Regions from separate parts of the Homo sapiens genome. Here region 2 is linked to region 1. The links are chromatin loops, found by intact Hi-C in ENCODE. Cell type or tissue: PC-3. All regions are shown on one strand.

Region 1 (2,500 bases):
AGGTCACTTAGAACTTACTAGGTGCTTCAAATTCAACAAGTTTTGGGTCTCCCAAAAGTGTTTCTTGTTCAGAGAAGTCTTGTCCACCTTTATCTTTCTGCAGTTCAATAATCCTTCCAAGGAGACAGATACCCTCAAGATGAACATCTGACTCAGGGCTGGGTGAGAGTTATTACTGTCTTATCTATGATTCACTTAGTAGGTTTCACCCCTCAGTCTTAGTATTAACAGTAACTAGGTGACCTAGGAACTAAAGTTAAAACAGCCCCCCAGGGAATGGGCACTAGAGAACACATTAAGAAACAGTGTCTGGTATCTGGAAAATAGCTTCACAAGTTGGGACCAAGGTTAAAACTGCTGAGGACAACAGTAATACCCCACTGATCATAAGATCAAATGTCAGATCCAATGTGTTAATAGAAAAAAATATGGAAGGGGGGAGATTAATCCCTCACTGCACACATTCATAGAAGAGAGGGAGTATCTTCCTCCTAGGAGGGAAGCATATAGGAGAATATTTGCTGCCTCTTCCCCCTCACCCTTCCTCCCTAACAGAGGAAGGGGTGAAGAGTGATTTATCCACAAGTCCTGAGAGGGGCCAGGCATGGTAGCTCATGCATGTAATCCTAGTGCTTTGGAAGGCCAAGGAGGGAGGTCACTTGAGGCCAGGAGTTTGAGACCAGCCTGGGCAACATAGTAAGACCTTGTCTGCATAAAAAAATTTAAAAATTAGCCAGGCATAATGGTGCATTCCTACAGTCCCAGCTACTCAAAAGACTAAGGCAGGAAGATCACTTAAGCCTAGGCGTTTGAGGCTGCAGAGAGCTAAGATCACGCCACAGCACCCTAGACCAGGCAAGAGTGGAACTCTGTCTCTTAAAACAAAACAAAACAAAAGTCCTGAGAGGAAGAAGAAAATTTTCATGCAGCTCTCAGCCACTCCTGGTGCCCTTCCTTTCTGGGCAGCCTGTCTTTGGGACACATGCATCTTTTCTGCCATAAGATATGTTGCCTGCCCCACAGGGGAAGCCAGTGGTTGTCCAGGTCTGCTTGGGACTCACATGGGATAGCTTGGTAGTGAAGCACTAACAAACCCATTTGGCAACATATCTAAGGTTCTCTGTTAAGCTTTTTTTAAAATTTTGATCTCCATCAGACTCTCATAGCTTATTTAATTTCCTTGAAACTTGTAAGAAGAGATGAGTGTTCAACTGGTACTGCTGCCTAAACTCCAAGCTTAGCAAATGAAAATGAATATCAGTTCTGGTTTTGCTCAATGCAGGTCCCAACTAACTATGCAGGGGCACGTGATCAATACAGCCTTTCCTTAGTTACATTTTGGTTCAGCAGGAGGAGAGCTCCCTCTTGTGGCTACAGATATATTGGTTTGCATAGAGTTACCAATTGCCTAGAACCATACATAATAGCTTAAAAACAAGAGGCTGGGACCCACACCACCATCCAGCCTAACCCCCTGCCTTCAGACATGGCATTTCCTGGCCACTCTTCGGAGCCAGCCTACTCACCCAGTTCATAAAGGTCCAGAGAGAAGGCTATCACGGGTCATCCTAGGATTTACAACCCTCTTAAACCCACCTCTCAGAAATTACTGCCAAGTCTGGACAGTCTTGGCAGCCAAGGTGAGGACATGGAGGAAAATGCAGGCAGGCTGGGGGTAGGGAAAGAAAGTGAGAAAGACTTCTTCCAGAAATCTAACAATCCCCTTTCAGCTTCTACCTGCGGCTCTAGGTGGATCCTTCAGATTTCCTAAAAATCACAGAAATTAGCAATTGCAGAGGTCACCAGGCCGGTTTCCTAGACTAAGATTTTAACATGCCCAGCTGTGACTAGTTTGACTCCTTTAGTTTTTAAGAGTGTTCAGTGCACTGCTTTCTTCTCCACTGCAAACAGCTTGAAAGACAGTGAATTAAACCTGGGTCTAAATTCAAGTTCCACCACAACTCTGAAACTTTTGGCAAGTAACTTGGTCCAGGTCCAATACTCCTATCATAAAACTAGGGATAATCCCTACTCAAAGCGGTAGTGAAGGTAAAATAATAAAATACACATGCAAGTGCTTGGAACACAGATGCCCAATAAAATGTTTGTTGTTGAAATGAACTCAGTTATAAATGTAAAATCCCATTTATGGGCCTCTGGCCATAGGACCCTCTGTTAATGGGGCTTCAGAAGAAGATAGAAGTAGAGGATAGAAGCTTATGGAACTCTCAGCAAAGAAAGATGACAGAGAACAAGGCCTCAATTGGGCACATAAAGAAGACAGCTTGAGAGACAACCATGCCGTCAATAGGCAAGTGTGCTCCTTGGACATACGTCCAGCCCACCCATTAAATTGACTAGATATACTGGAAGACGGCAAACATAAGGCAGTTTTAGTCTAAACTGCACCTAACCAGAAACTCTATGGTGGGGGGGAACACCAAACAGAACACATTCCAAAACCAAACAGAAAAGATTTTTAGATGACTCAGTACCCTGT
Region 2 (2,500 bases), 60 kb before region 1:
CTGGTTTTCTTTCAGGAGTCTTAAGATACAACTCTTCAGTCTTTTACTGCATCTGTAACTTTTCACTGGCTACTGACCCTTCTCATCAGCATTTAAATACATTCATGTCCTCACTCCTTAAAAAGCCCTTCTTTAATCGCCATCACCTTTCAGCTACCAGCCTCTCTCTTCCCTTTTACAGGGAAGAGAAATGTACTGAGAGCCATGCACATGGGAGCCTCTGTCCATGCCAGTCCCTCTTCAACCCACTGCAACTAGGCTCTCCCCAGTGCCCCACTGAACTGCTTTTGCCAAAGTCACTGCACACCTTCTCAGGGACACATCTAATGGACAATTCTCAGCTCCTAGCCTTCTTGATTTCTAGTGGCACTTCCCCTCCTCTCAGCTGAGCTCTCTGCTCGGCTCCCACAAGCCTCATGCACTTGTTTTCCCTTCTGGCTGCTCAGGTGCATCTTCACTGGGAGATCCCTTGTTTTGCTCTGCCTATCCTCACATGTGCTCACCAGGGTGTAGTCTCAGGGCCTCTTCCACATTCCACAGCCCCAGTCCTCATCAACACTGCAGACACCCAAATCTCCAGGCCATACTATTCTGGGAGTCAGAGCTGACAACAAAGCACTCCTTGGACATTTCAATGTGGTTGAGTATCCCAACTTTGAAAAGCCCCAAACAGATCTCATTAACACTCCTATTTATTATACTCCTCTCGCCCTTAACCCTAGTCCATTAATTCTCTTTTATGCTTCTCCTCTATGAATAACACAAATATTATTCACCCTTGTGTCAGAAATTCCAGCATCATCCTTGACTCCTCTTTTTATCTCAGATGATACTAAGTTCCATCAGCTACAGCCCTGCAATCTGTCCCATCAGTTCATTTCCATGCATTCTACAGCCACTGCCTAACTCAGGCCCTTGCCCTCAGCAAGCCACTGGCTTTACTGAAGCTTTCCCCTAGCCAGTCTGAAGCTGCCCTTAGAAAGCAATTTGCACATAATCTCCCTTGAACTTTGATGTATATATAGACATGTCTTGGTTCTCAAATAGCCAGCATGTCCAGGAGATGGGTCATCCTATTTATTAGTTATGGGACCTGATCCAATGCTGAATACATATAAAGCACTCAGTCAAAAAGTTTCCAAATATGCAGCTGTACTGTCCCGATTTTATTTAGTTCTGTGCCTCTTTAAAGATTAGTAGTCTGTAACAAGGACAAATTTGACTCACTCTAATTTAACCCTCTCAGCTCAGCAAAGTAAGTAGGTGCCAGAGAGAGGGGAAAGGGGCTCTCACTGGCCTCTGCAGCCTTTTGGCCACTCCTACCCGAGCCCGGCCTTTCCCTCCCAGGGAACAGAAGGTTGGCTTGAACCAAAGTGTGACACAAGGAATTTTTGGCTTTTGAGCTTCCATGAGCCAGATCCCAGCAATGTAGGGGATTTTAAATGTAATTTTGACTCTGCATGAATTAAATTTTAGAGCTAATTTTGAAACCTATCTCCCCCATATTTGATGTCACTCTCACAAACTGCCGGTTATCCAAACAAACAAGCCAATTTCTTCATAAAGAAAATGGGATGTAATATCCACTCTCCACCTGGGGTTAGGATTAACTCAAAGGAGTGGTTGTGAAAGTAATATACCAACAATGTGAGATGTTAATACCAACATCTTAAATCACTGAGTTACACTCCAGATAGAAAGAAGACTGGGGAACAGCAGCCTCATTACTTATTTTCTCTAGTTCTTAGATATTGAGACTTTCTAGTTATGTCATAGGACATTTATACCTAGTTAGAAGCATTTATGCATATTTTTGTCCTTCTTTTACTCACCTGTAGTAAACGTATCTTGTAAAGTTTCTCTTTCTCCATATTATACCGTCTGTCTAGGTCTTCCTAAAAATTGGAAAAGGCTGTAATTATCTGGGAATAGAAAACTTTCACTCTTTAATGGAGTCTTTGAAAGTTGAATATGTTTTTATCATATCTCCCCCATCCTAAGGCCTTAAATTTCTCTTCTTAAATGCCCAAGTTTACTGTCTGGGTCCTGTCTCATATGAGACCCTTGATACCCTCTCATATCATGTTATAACAACTCTTCCTTCTGGGACCCAGGGCAAATCCAGTATTCTTAAGTGAAGTAACCTCCAAATGTATATGCCCTTCCCCTGCAAAAACCTATGATGATGTAGAGACAAATCATTAGTTAAAGAATGTGTTGTACTATGCCTGTGTTTGGAGATGATGCTAGTTTTCTATGTTTCTACTTAGAGCTGTGTTATCCAATGTGATAGCCACTAGCCACAGCAGACAGTGCGGAACAGAACATTTCTATCACTGCAAAAAGTTCTTTTGGACAGCATTGATATAGAAAATAGAAACTAGTCCCTCATTGAACCCAGCAATGAGACATGGCTGGATGAGACATGGTAAGAGACATGGCTGGATGGTTTGTCGCCTCAGAGAAAGTTACAAAAGGGGTCAAAGGAGTGCCTCCTTCC

The links. Peaks named below come from ENCODE experiments on the same cell type or tissue, not always from the same donor. Only the 100,000 strongest peaks of a DNase experiment are listed, where the experiment ranks them.
Region 2: it touches region 1 in a loop (4-fold over the local background); 17 of 110 quality-filtered maps call a loop at or near these places.

What each region holds. Positions count from the first base shown.
Region 1 is chr2:118,002,160-118,004,659 of GRCh38, forward strand. The region is part of intron 3 of CCDC93 (CCC complex scaffolding subunit CCDC93); the gene reads right to left. Among named protein-coding and RNA genes, the nearest start is that of CCDC93, 11 kb to the right of the region's middle. In PC-3, CTCF peaks have their summits at 1,365 (motif pointing left) and 1,567; a DNase peak (open chromatin) is centred at 1,352.
Region 2 is chr2:117,942,192-117,944,691 of GRCh38, forward strand. CCDC93 (CCC complex scaffolding subunit CCDC93) reads right to left here. Exons shown (of 24, transcript NM_019044.5): 18 at 1,833-1,895. Among named protein-coding and RNA genes, the nearest start is that of CCDC93, 71 kb to the right of the region's middle. In PC-3, no CTCF peak of the experiment used is centred here; a DNase peak (open chromatin) is centred at 1,110; H3K27ac peaks cover 1,357 bases.